2 separate regions of the Mus musculus genome follow, and region 2 is linked to region 1. The links are chromatin contacts, found by POLR2A ChIA-PET in ENCODE. All regions are on one chromosome and are shown on one strand. The core of a region is the stretch at or near the end of the contact, and the rest is flanking DNA. Distances in the headings are between cores, read along the strand shown.

Region 1 (6,679 bases), core at 2,286-4,785:
ATAGATAAAAATCTTGCTTTTCAGTTTTATTCATAATAATAGCCAGACACTGGAAACAACTGAGACATCACTCAACTGAAGAATGGATAAAGAAAATTTGATACATCTACGCAATGAAATACTATTTCGCTATTAAAAACAAAGACATCATGAGTTTTATAGGCAAATGGATTGAATTTGAGAATATCACGCTGAGCGAGGTAATCCAGATTCAAAAGCACAAGCATGGAATGCATTCTACACTTATAAGTGGATATAGTGGATATTACTTACACTTATACGTGGATATCATGGGTATTACCCATGCTCTACTCCACAGACCCAGAGAAGCGAAACAAAAAGGAAGGCCCAAGTGAGGATGCTCGAATCTCACTTAGAAGGCGGAGTAAAATAGTTGTAGGAGGCAGATAGATGGAGGGAGCTAGGTGGGAGAGAGGATGGGGTGGGGGAATTGGAGGAGTTTTCAGGATCTGGTGTGGGGAGATTCAGGGGAAATGGCCAGATGGCCATGAGAATGAATGGAAATCTGCAGCTGGTGTGGGTGTGGGTGTGGGTGTAGTGGGCACCTCGAGGACATTCCAGAGAACTGAGATAGGGGAGACTCCCAAAATCTATAGGGGTGGCTTTAGCTGAGACTCACCACAGTGAGTATATGGAACTTGAGTAAGCCACCTCCTGTGGCCAGGCAGGAACCCCAATGGTGCCGTAGGGACACCAAACCACCGACAAAATTTTCCACCCAAAATTTATCTTGCATACAAGAAAAATGGAGCAGAGACTGAGGGAATGGCCAACCAATGACTGGTTCAACTAGAGATCCATCCCATGGGCAAGCACTATTGATATTCTGCTGTGCTTGCAGACAGGAGTCTAGCATGGCTGTCCTGTGAGAGGCTCCACTTGGCAGCTAACTCACACAAATGCAGAGATCCACAGCCAAATAGTGGGTGGAGCTTGGGGACTCTTATGGAAGAATAGGTGCAAGGATTGCAATCCTGAAGGGGATAGGAACTCCATAGGAAGACCTACAGATGCAACTAACCTGGACTCTTGGGAATCTCAGGCAGAAGAGTATACACAGGCTGGACCAAGGCCCACTCTTCCATGTGCAGCTTGGTCATCACGTGGGTCTTGAACAACTGGAACAGGGGCTATCCCAAAAGCTGTTGCCTGTCTCTGGGATATGTTCTACTAGCTGGGCTGCCCTGCCTGGCCTCAGTAGGAGAAGAAGTACCTAAACCCTGCAGAGGCAATGTGCAGGGTTAGGGAGATACCCGGGGAGGTGGGGGGGGGGGGGGCGGGGAGGAGGCGGGAAGGGCTTTACCTCTCTCTCAAAGGAGAAGGGGAGGAGGGATGGGGGAAGGATTGTGGGAGGCGTGAGCGGGAGGAGGGACAGCCATGTAAAGTGAACAAATTTAAATATAAACAAAGCAAAAAGAAAGAAAAAAAGAGAAAGGAAGAGAGAGAGAGAGAGAGAGAGAAAGAAAGAAAGAAAGAAAGAAAGAAAGAAAGAAAGAAAGAAAGAAAGAAAGAAGGAAAGAAGGAAAGAAGAAAAGAGGAGGAAAAAGCCCTTGCTTTTCTGAAATTCTGCTCAGTGACTAAAGTGAGAAAAGAAAATGACAACTCCATAGATTCAATGGATAATTATTTTATTGGAAAGAGATATGCAAAAAGACTAAAGGAACAATTTTACCAAGTTATAAGTCTTATGTTTGCACCTGAGGTTAGAACTTTAAACTGCTAAAATTATCAATTCTCTGGGGAAAAACAAAAAACAACAAAAAAACTGGCCTAGCATCTGAGCACATGATTGCCTTTACCTAAAATAGTAGTTAAGGGATAAAACTCAATATAACATTAACTAATCTAATGTGCACAAGTCAATGTTTTCCAGTGGATTCAGAGTTCTTTTTACCATAATGATAATCACATTTAGAACATTTTTATTACCATAAAAATACATGGTGCCCACTAGCAGGGACTATTAAACCCCTAGTCCTTAGGAGTCACTAAGCTGTTTTCTGTATCTCTAGATTTGCCTGTCATGGACATTCTTCTATATTAATGGACTTGCATAATGTATAGTTTTTATGAATGGATTTATTTTTAGCACATCTTTGAGATATGCTTATCTGGTAGCAGGTAGCCAGTACTTTGTACCTGTTTTTCACCAATTAATTTTTCCAGTCTGGATATGTGGCATTTTGTTTGTCTATCAGTTGATGGGTGTTTAGAGTACATTGAACACCCAATGTATATAACTTATTAAAACCTCATTTTGAGGGGCTGGAGAGAGAGCTCAGCATTTAAGAGCACTGACTGCTCTTCTAGAGGTCCTGAGTTCAATTCCCAGCAACCATATGGTCGTTCACAGCCATCTGTAATGGGATCTGATGCCCACAGAGCAATGCTTGCTAGCCCCTCTTAAAGCCTGAAATTAAACATGGTCAAAACACATAAAAAGATGCTCAGTTTTGTTCAAATCCAAAGAAATACAACTGATGATCACATTGAGGTACTATTTTGTATTTAATTGGGAAAAAAATTCATGTCTGCTAATATTGACATTACACCAATATGATCTCTTACATTGTTGGGAAAATGTATGACTGTCTCAAAATGAAACAAAACAGCAACACCTGAAAACAATTGACAGGAAATTCAGTAGTGAAGCTGGAAATCCAGCAAACCCCAAGAGAGTATACATTGAATGGTACTCTTTTTTATGAAATTGAAAAACAAACAATGGTCAATGTTATTTATGTGCGTGTGTATAAGGACAAACCATAACAAACACATAAAGGAATGTTCAGTATTCCCAAGAAGATTCATGATTATAGTTAGTATTCTAGGCTGGGGTAGAAGAGATGCAATTTAATGTTTTTGGGTTAGGGTACTATCAAGGAATCCACTATAAACACACACAAAGGAGTCCAGAGACTAATGAGAATATTATGAACCAATAAATACAATTATTGATCTGAGTTTACCTTATGTCCAAGTAAAGGAGAAAGAAAAATAAATAAAACTATTACATTGTAAAAGATGAGATAGCTATAATACATAATTATCATTGTAGAATAATTATAATATATAGCATGACTTCACAATTACTCTTTTCCTTGTGAATGAAAGAGATGGACTTCATGAGAATAAAAAAAAAATGGCAACTTGAAAAATGTCTGTCCTGTGGTGAAGCTGCCCAAGCCTAATAGGTGTTGCCTCAGCCCAAGCAACAGACAGTGGCTAACAGCTGGAGCCCACTACAGCTTCGAGGCAAGGGAGCTCCTAGCGTCCTAACAGCAAAGTGCAGTTTGGCCCACGGGCAGAGGGCACGCCCCTAGAGCGTGCTTCACACCCGGGGGGTGTGTCCCTCTCTATAAGGGGCGTGTCCACTGTGCGTGGGGGTGTATCTATCTCTGCGTAGGGGCGTGCCTCCCCCGGGAAGGCGTGTCTAGTTTGAATAGTGGCGTAGCTGGAGGGCGGGCTGGTTCCTCAGAGGCCTGCTCCGCGACGCGTTGTGGTGACATCATCAGCCCCGCGCCGACTGAATCCTGTCGCGGAAACGCGACTGGCGGCAGCTCTTTAGTTCTGGAGTCACTGGTGTCCTGCTGGCGGCATGTTACCTGCTGTGAAAACTGTGGAGGCGGAAGAAGAGTACGCGGAGGATTGTCCTGAATTGGTCCCCATTGAGACCAAGAACCAAGAAGAGGAAAATCTTGACTTCATCACTAAGATTCCAGTCACAATTGTCACCGGGTACTTAGGTAATTAAGGGGGGCTGCCGTGTCTCCTCAGGCACCCGGGCCTCCTGGCCGAGGACGAATCTTCGAGGTAGGGGCTGGGGCCTCTCTTCTAGCATTTTCAAAGGTAGTTTTGAAACTCAGACTCACCTAATGTTATGGTCTCTTGATTAAGTTGTCTTTCATTTGTGAAGCTCATCTCCCCTCAGTTTAGAGTAGAAATAATAAAGTCATCTGAGTTTTCTCATTAAAAAACAGAAAAACAAAAAACCAAAGCAAAACAAAGCCAAATGGTCTATTGTTATTAAAGGATGCCCTGGTCAAGGAAAAAAAAAAAAAAAGAAAGAAAAAGAAAACAAAGATGCCGACTGTAGATTGCCTGACACCTTGCTTAGTGGATTCCATTTCACAGGAACCAAACTCTTCCAGCCATTAGTGACAAGTCCTAAACTGTGCCCTCCCCTTTTGAGGTCCGCTTGGAAAGCACTGTTAAGAGATTGATTTAGAGTAAGACCTTTGTTTTGGGAACTTTCCTAAGCTGGGGGTCTTGAGGGTGCACCTCGGGGGTGTGGTCCTTGGAAAACACAGATTTGTGAAACACGGTGCAGTTTTCTGAAGATCAGTCCACGTGCTTATTTTTTGTTGGAAATGTCTAGATATCCTTTTAAAGCATTACAGTTAACAGCAACAACAAGTAAGTGGCTGAAAATGTGGACAAATAAAAATTGTGGAAAAAATATGAATCAAGTGGTACTCTCATTCCTGTGTGTTGCAACAGACAAGTTGAATCTCGGTGCACCCTTTAGATACAACAAAGAAATCACTGTTGTCTCCACACCACCAGGTTTTGTTTGTTTGTTTGTTTGTTTGTTTGTTTTTCCCCTTCTAGAGTCAGACCAAGGATATTCTAGATTTTACTTGGGCTTCATTTTTATAAAGGAATAACGTTTTGGATTCAGATGCTATTCTATAGAATCAGAGCAAATTTCCTGGTCCAAAGAACATACTTCAGAGTTGGCCCTTGGCCTTTCTGCATTTGGCTTACTGATAGATGAAAGGGACAATACAGGTAATGGCCTGAAGCTCTGAGATCAGGACTAACTCCACCAACCTCCTTGTTCCTGACTGAACCTAGGGGACAGCTGGCCTCCTGTGTCTTTTTTTAAATTTTGATATACCGGGAACACTGTTCCACTAGCCTCCACATTTTCGTTGTTTTTCAACCTATTTCTCTGGCTTCCATCCTTCAGATTCACTTCTGTATAGTTTTTAGTTTAATGTCTTACAGGCATTTCCATACTTAACATGTCCAACACTCTGGACACTAATAATTTCTCAAATCCTGCTCCTGAGATTCCCAACCATCTGCAACACTAACAATATTTCCTCCTAACTCTGGTAGTCCTGAGTCTCCCTGCTCCTTAATATATCTTGGTGCTAGCCCTACCTTTCACCAAAGTGTTGCTTGATTGTCACATCCTTTAGTGGGTTCTACTTGGGTGAAAACTTAAGTTCCTTAGCAGGAATTCAAGGACTTCTATGATCTGGTTCCTTCCTAACCCTCTAGCCTGTCAGATGGCCCAACATATTGAATTTACTTCTTAAGTGGTTTCAGCCTTCCTAATGCTGTAACTCTTTAATATAGTCCCTCATGTTCTGGTTAACACCCCCCCCCCACACACACACACACCATAAATTATTTTTGTTGCTACTTCATAACTAATTTTGCTAATGTTACAAATTATAATATAAATATCTGATTTGTAGGATAGTCTTAAGTGACTCCTGAAAATCATTTGACCCCACCAAAGGGGTCAGGACACAAAGGTTGAGAACCGCTATCTTATAGGTACTGCTTGGAATACTTCTTCCTGTAACTACTCCACCTAGCTCGCCCTTTTAAGTTTTCCATAGCATTTTGTATGTCTCCTATTAAATGATCAACCTGCAACAAAATAACTTTCTAATTTGTTTCTAGCTCCTCCACCATCTTCCCCTACTTAACATTTTTAAGGTCCATGGAGGCAGAAACTTCAATTGGGTGCATGCTAGATACTTTTGAATGAATGTGAATTATACTGCAATGTCTTTTTCTTCATAATGTGGTTAATTATTAAGCCCTAAAAGTTCTCCAGAGAAAATCTCTTATATCCATGGCTTTCAACTTTCCCATTGGCCTGTACATAATTATGTTCAAGGCCTCCTGTTTTAAAAATTTCCTCATTGTTCTGTGTTCTTAGATCTGTCTCTCCTGCACGTCACCCAGTTACATTGAGCTTTCTAAAGTATCTTAAAGTATCTCTTCAAAAACTTTTAAAATGAGTATGACCTAAAGTATTGAAGATATTAGTACCTTGTTATTTCCTTACTATCTCCTGGTTATACCCTATGAAATTTGCAAATGTATTTTAGTAGATGTGCAAACTATGTGTAAAAACATTTTAGCATTATTGCTTGTAACAGTGAAATATTGAGGACAACCGTAATGGCTACCTACATAAAAATGAATGATTTATTCCAATAATTGAACTGCTGTGCAGCTAAGATATTGTTTAAAGGTATTTTTTTAAAAACGTATTTCATTATGAACTTGAGAATTTTTGGTTCACAAGATTATGTTTTTCTTCTGCTTGAGATGAACAAACTAGGTTTGTTACGCCACCTGCTGGATAAAGTTAGTGTAGTCTTAGGAATTTCTCTACTGATAGTCTGTTGTGTATACTTACTACCTCTGTACTCTGTTTCATAAAATCAGTGTTATAGTAATAGACTGCTTGAGCATACTAAAAGTAGCTATATAGTCAACCTGAATTTATAGCTAGTTTGTGGTTGTTGAAATAGGTTGAATAAGTTTAGAGAAATAACTATTAAGAAAGCATCATGAAAGAAATCGACATTTTTTTTAAAATAGGTGACTTTTCTTAGAAGTTATAATT
Region 2 (6,841 bases), core at 260-2,759, 280 kb before region 1:
TCCCAACCCCCAACCCACACCCATCTCCAGAACTCACTTTTGCCATAGTAACTCAGTCAACTAGCACGACCTGTGGAGGAGGCAACCCTCGCTCAGAAAGATCACCAAAGGCCCCCGTGGAAGCTAAATGAATTCCCAGCTAAGTGAATGTCTGCACGGGCAGACAGACACTCCTCCATCCTCACCCTTTTTAATCTCCCCAATCAACTGACACACTTTCCCGCAGCCGCCCTGCTCAGCACTTTCCCAAAATTTAGCTGTAAAACAACCGAAGGTTGATTACGTGTCTTCTCACTATCTATCTATCCCTCTTACCCGAGGGAAGAGACAGAAACAGCAGCCGCTCGGTCCCGGAGATGGTTTTTGTGGAGAGGTGGGAGCGTTGTTGATGGCATAATTTTATTATTATATGAAAAGCCAATGACTCATGAATTTTAAAGTATATTGATGTGTATTACATCCAACTTTTAAAATAAAACTTAAATAGATTAAACATTGAAGAGCCCAACAACTTACTGGAGAGCGATGCACGAAATGAGAAACAAGATAACTAAGTACCGCATAAAAGCCAACTCTAACAAACTCGCAATTAACGCAAGGAGGCTTTGGTTCCCAAGTAGCCCAGGTGACAACCAAGGTCACTGATCCGGGGGATTGGCATTCCTGATTAGTCTTGGGCTCTCGGTCTGATTCCATACTTTAATTAGACGAACGGAGAGGCACCTCGGGAGAGAAGTGCAGAAAACAAGCGCTGGGGGACGCCACAGAACATTGCCAACGCGAACAACGAGGCCTGCGCCGGGTCAGCCGCGCGGAGTCAGCTCAGGCCGGACCGCCCGCGAAAAGTTGCCTTTGAAAGTTGCAAAGGGACCTGGTGAGGGGGGATGAGACTCACCAGCTCCGCGGCTCCCGAGCGCGGGGTTTCCCACGTACCTGCGCGACCAAGTGTGCCCCGGGACGCTGCCACCCGTCCTGCTGGACCTGACACTGCAGGTCCTCAGGAACTCAAGCAGGTCCCGGAGCTTAGGGCGGCCCCTAAAGGCCGCACCCACCCCTCCCCCACGCCCAGACCCTGCAACACCAGCTAGGGCCACCTGCCGCTCCGGGACCGGGATAAAGGAGCACTAATCGCCGCTTCCTACTGCCAGAGGGTACACCAATCTTACCCTGGGACGCCTCGGAAAAGGGCGCTGCACTGCACTGCACTGCACTCCGGCTCCGAAAGGACGGCTTAGTATCAAAGGACCAGCGCGCCCCACTCCAGGTCGGGAGGCGCCGCCCCCTCGAGCGCCAGCGGTGATCCCAGGCGACTGCTAGCCAAGGCAACCCCACGGACCTTCCCAGGGCAATCTCAGGGCCAGTGTCGCCGTGCGCTCCAGCACGCGCCAAGAGTGTGAGGCTGGGCACCCTGTTGGCTCAGGGTAGAGTCGGAGTTCAGGCGCCCCAGATCGTCCCTGCAGGGGACAGGAGCGCAGCGTTGCCACTACTCACCTCCAGCGCCGCGAATCTGGAGCTGGCACAGGGCGGGCGGCTCGCGGGGAGGGACCGAGAAGCGCTGGGCGGGGCCTCGGGCAGCGCCAGACTCAAACCCCAGTTACACTAGATCGCGGAGCAGAATCCTGCAGTGGCCGTGCAAGAGTAACTTGCGGCTGCCGGGAGCCACCGAGTGCAGGGACACAAACCGGCTGCAGCTCTAACCGAGAAGTCCGCAAGGCACCGCGCGCTCTTTGTACCCGAGAGCCGGCCGTGGAGAGCCCAGTGCGCCTGCGCGCCGCCGCGACTCTCCTAGGCGCACCTCCACACCACTGGTTCCTACCCGCCCGAGCGACCCTCCCATTCGCCCTGGAGGGGGTTCGGTGCGAGCAAGTTTTCGACCTTGGGAGCTGGGCGCGCCAGGAGCAGAGTAGCACCCTAATAGCGCCTGTTACCGGGCGCCGTTAAGACGTTGGCTTGGGAACCTGAATGGAGTAGGAGACTCGAGGTTTCAAGTCCGCTCTGGAGCCGATGGAAAGTTCCAGCCAACTAGCAAGCCGCAGGGACCTAGATTCATTCCTTCCAGCACTCCTAGCAGAGTGAGGAGTCTGGAGTCCAAACTGACAAGGCCTGGCTACAGGGTGTGGAGCACAAGAAAGAAGTCACTTGTCCCTAAAAGCTTCATCAGAAGAAAGGGCAGTAGATCCACAAGAGATGAGTTGGGAACTGAGGCACAAGTCCTCTTTCAAGAAGATGGCCAAAGACAGAGAGTCCAGTGATCAAAAACAACATAACTGCTGGGGAACATAACAGAAGCCTGGAAGCCGGGCAGTGATGCTGCATGCCTTTGGTCCCAGCACTTGAGAGGCAGAGGCAGGCGGATCTCTGAGTTCCAGGCCAGCCTGGTTTACAGAGTGAGTTCCAGACAGCCAGGGCTACACAGAAAACCAAAAAGAGAAGAAAGGGGGTGGGGAGAAGAGGAGGAGGAAGAGGAGGAGGAGGAGGAGGAGGAGGAAGAAGAAGAAGAAGAAGAAGAAGAAGAAGAAGAAGAAGAAGAAGAAGAAGAAGAAGAAGAAGAAGAAGAAGAAGAAGAAGAAGAAGAAGAAAAAATCTGGAGCGAGGAGGATCCTTTGCTAAATAGCAAGTTCCAGGCCAGGCTGAGCTATATGAAAAATGGGTATTGCTAAAACAACCATAAAGACAGATTTGAAGGTTCTGATCGTCTCGATTGTTTCGTGCCCACTCCACCACACACACACACACACACACACACACACACACACACACACACACACACACAGCACCCCTTCTCCTAGACCAGACTGTTAGAACAAGCAAAAGGCAATGGGTAACAGAGCAAAAGGTCTCCTCCTGGGAACCTCAGTTTCTACATGGGTTAAGAGGGTCCTTGGATTCAGTAGATGGTGTGGGAGACACCACTCATACAGGATAATTCCTGAGAAACGTGCTTACAGGGAGAGGATCGGAACCATGGGATTCCTGTTTTTCAAATGTCCTCACCTGGCTAGCTAGACTGCTCAGTCAGTGGGCTGTAAGTTCAGGAAGACTGGCTGCCTTAGTAAATAAGGTGGGAAGCCGTCCAGGAAGACATCTGACTTCAAGTTCTGGCTTCTACATGCTCACATGAGTATATATGTTCATCTGCACACACTAGTGTGCCTACACATGAACATACATACATACACATGCAAAAAAAATAGTTTGTAATGCCTACCCCTCCAGAATTCCAAGTCTTGACTTCCCCTTCATTTCTCCCTCCTTACATTTACTCAGCAAGCATTAAACATATAGGATCTCAAAGAGTGGGCCGATGTGATCAATAAAACACAGCAGGCCCAGTGTGGTAGTGCAAGTCTTTAGCCGCAGCACTTGGGATACAGAGGCAGATGCATCTCTGGGGGTTCAAGGCCAGCTTGGTCTCCAGATTATTCAATGCTACACAGTGAGACCTTGTCTCGGGGATGAAAAATAGATTCAATTTTCAGATTTATATTTGAAATTTTATCTTTGATTTACTCATTCTTTTACATTAAAGCCAATTGACACATCATTTAACTCACCCTCACTGTGCACAGTTGGGGGGTGTTTGAGTGTATTCAGAAGTACCACTCATTGTACCCTGCAAAGAAACCCCACAGCCATCAGCAGCCTCCCCTCCCCTCCCCTCCCCTCCCCTCCCCTTCCCTCCCCTCCTCTCCCTTCCCCTCCCGTAGCTCCTGGCAACCACTAAACTGTTTACTTTCTGTCTCTAAGGTTTGCCTGGTTTTTGTTTCCTATGAATGAAAACATAGCGATATGAAGGCTCTGAAAGCTGGGGCCTCTTTCCCTTGGAATAACACCTGAAGGTCCATCCAGGCTGTAGGATACCCCATCCCCTCTGCAGCTCCCCGCAGTGAGACAGGACTGGGAATGACCTAAAGAGAACACCAGTCTTTAGAATGGAATGGTTCACAGAGGGAGGCAATTCTTGGAAGTGCAACATGCAAAAAACAAACAAACAAACAAAAATCAGTGATGTGCTGGTCTTCCAGAGAAATTCTAACCCATCAAACAAGTACTCTGTGCGTGCATAGGTCTTTTTTGTTTGTTTGTTTGGTTGGTTGGTTGTTGTTGTTTTTCAAGACAGGGTTTCTCTGTGTAGCCCTGGTTGTCCTGAAACTCATTCTGTAGACCAGGCTGGCCTTGAACTCAGAAATCCGCCTGCCTCTGCTTCCAAGTGCTAGGATTAAAGGTGTGCACCACTACTGCCCGGCACGAGCACAGGTCTTAATACTGCTATGTAGGAAGGCTGAATCACATAAGGGAGCAGAGAGGAGTGGCCCACCTGACTGCCTCGGTTCTCTCCTATGCCAAGTGCTGAGCTCACACTGTGTACGGTACCTTGCCTCTCACTCATAAACATTAAGAAGCCCAGGCAATGGCTGCAAGAGTCCCGATGCTGTTAGAAAACAAGGTGATCACTATCTAAATGTGGAAAGAAAAGAGGACCCAGCACAATGCTCAAGAGAGTATGGCAGCCCCGGTGCCTGCTCCCTGGAAATAAGTGTGTGAAACCCTGAAGAAAAAAAAAATTAGAATTTATCGCATCCCGGGTAAGTTTTATATGTTGCTAATGGACAGAACCCTAGTTCAGGAATATTGTGCTAAGTATAATCTTTAGGCATAATTATAGTCATTATATTATTGTGGCTGCTATCAAATATTTATAGAACATCAAAAGGTGTATGAAAGGTGTATGATAATACCGGGATCCTAAGTAGAGGGATTATGTGTACAAGCCTGTCCCTGCACACTTGCTTCATTTAGAAATATCATTTACCAAGTACTCACTGAGTGAGGGCCTGTTCTGCGTAGAGTGCTAGCAAGGCTTGATCCAGGAAACTTGACATCTTTTTTTTTTCTTTTTAGATTTGTTTATTATTATACATAAGTACGCTGTAGCTGTCTTCAGACACACCAGAAGAGGACGTCAGATCCCATTACAGGTGGTTGTGAGCCACCATGTGGTTGCTGGGATTTGAACTCAGGACCTTCTAAGGAAGAACAGTCAGTGCTCTTACCCACTGAGCCATCTCACCAGCCCCCGAAACTTGACATCTTTAAGGGGCATTGTGTACACATGTATGTGTATATGTGTGTGTGTAGACATAGCTGCAATGCAGAGTGTGCATGTAGACATAGCTGCAATGCAGAGTTTAGCTTAGAAGCCATGAAATGTTATCCATAATACTAGAATAGAGCTGAGCTGTGGTGGTTTACACCTCCTTTAATTTCAGCACTTGGGAGGAAGAGGCAGGTGGATCTTCTGGCCAGAGTGGTCTACAGAGTGTGTTCCAGGACAGCCAGGGCTACACAGAGAAACCTTATCTGAAAAACAAACCAAACCAAAACAACAACAACAAAAAAAAAAACCCACAAAAACCCCACAAACAATAGTATGTGTGTGTGTGTGTGTGTATATATATATGTGTGTGTATGTATGTATATATATGTATGTATGTATATATATATACATACATACAATAGTATATATATATACACACACACACATACAATTGAATATATATATATATATATATGTATATATATATATATATATATATATATATCCAAATAGAACCCTGCACATGGTGTTTTTCAGCTTTGTATTACTGATAAAATACCCAAGAAGGGGAGGAGAGATGGCTCAGTAGTTAAGAGCATCATTTAAAATTACACACACAAAAAGAAGAAGAAGAAGAAGAAGAAGAAGAAGAAGAAGAAGAAGAAGAAGAAGAAGAAGAAGAAAACAAAAAAGAAAAAATTTACATACACATATATGTATGTGTGTATAATATTGGATAAATTATGGATAAAATTAAGCCGGGCGTGGTGGCGCACGCCTTTAATCCCAGCACTTGGGAGGCAGAGGCAGGTGAATTTCTGAGTTCGATGCCAGCCTGGTCTACAGAGTGAGTTCCAGGACAGCCAGGACTATACAGAGAAACCCTGTCTTGAAAAAAAAGAATTATGGATAAAATTATGCAGCAGAAGTTTACTTCTGTGCTTGATGTAGGCCAGATAGCCTCCCCTGTGAGGAAGTCATGAATATTACAAACAGCGTGGAAAAGACAATAGGAGATCCGGGTGTTGAACTCTTTGCAGGAAGCCAGGAAGCCTGTGGCAGGGGCTGGACTGGAACCCGGGCTGCTGGAAAGTAGAGTCAGAACTCTGATCACTTTCAGCTGGCGCGCTTGCTCATTAGGTCAGTGCTGTGGTTTCAGACTTCTGCTTTCATTTGGTTGGTGATAATGATGTTGTGCTGAGCCCTGGCACCAGAACTACCTTCCGCTTGGCAGGGCAACGCCGACCCAGGGAGCTTTTGGTCTTGACCTCACAGCACTGTCCTCAAATTCAGCAGTTTCCCAACTAGGCCTTCCTTTGAGACTCAGAGCCTTTCCGGGGAGGGGGTGGGGGCGGGTAGGGAGGAGCAATCTTCCCTCCAAGGGAGGCAGGGTCCTACGACCTGGTGGGGTGGGGATGAAGGTCGCTACCACACATTCAGTGGAGGATAATCACTTCTGAGGCCTAATAAGGAACGCTGCTGCTCAAGAAACCTGTTGCCGAGGGGACATTGAGTTCTTCACCCTGTTTCTACTGATTGACAGGAAGCGCCCTAAACGAGGCTTTAGCATCAATCATGTTTACAGCGTCTTACTGTGTCTTGTGTGTAGCTCTCTTAAATCAGGTTCTGTGGTTGTCCTATTGTTTGTTTTCCTCTTTTTTTTTTTTTTTTTCTTCAGTTCTGAGGATCCTATGTTGGGTGAACTACAGCCTCAGCCCAGCACTCAGATGAGAGAGAAGTCAC

Evidence for each region. ChIA-PET counts read pairs that join two places held with the same protein, here RNA polymerase II (POLR2A).
Region 2: POLR2A ChIA-PET joins it to region 1 with 11 read pairs in Patski. The contact joins the promoter of Kank1 here to the promoter of Cbwd1 in region 1. POLR2A ChIA-PET finds 5 or more read pairs at or near these places in 2 of 5 experiments (Patski and embryonic stem cell).

Annotation. Positions count from the first base shown.
Region 1 is chr19:24,958,472-24,965,150 of GRCm38, reverse strand. Cbwd1 (COBW domain containing 1) reads left to right here and starts at 3,535. Exons shown (of 15, transcript NM_146097.3): 1 at 3,535-3,767. The coding sequence starts at 3,620.
Region 2 is chr19:25,231,643-25,238,483 of GRCm38, reverse strand. It overlaps Kank1 (KN motif and ankyrin repeat domains 1), which reads right to left and starts at 1,509. Exons shown (of 14, transcript NM_181404.6): 1 at 1,167-1,509.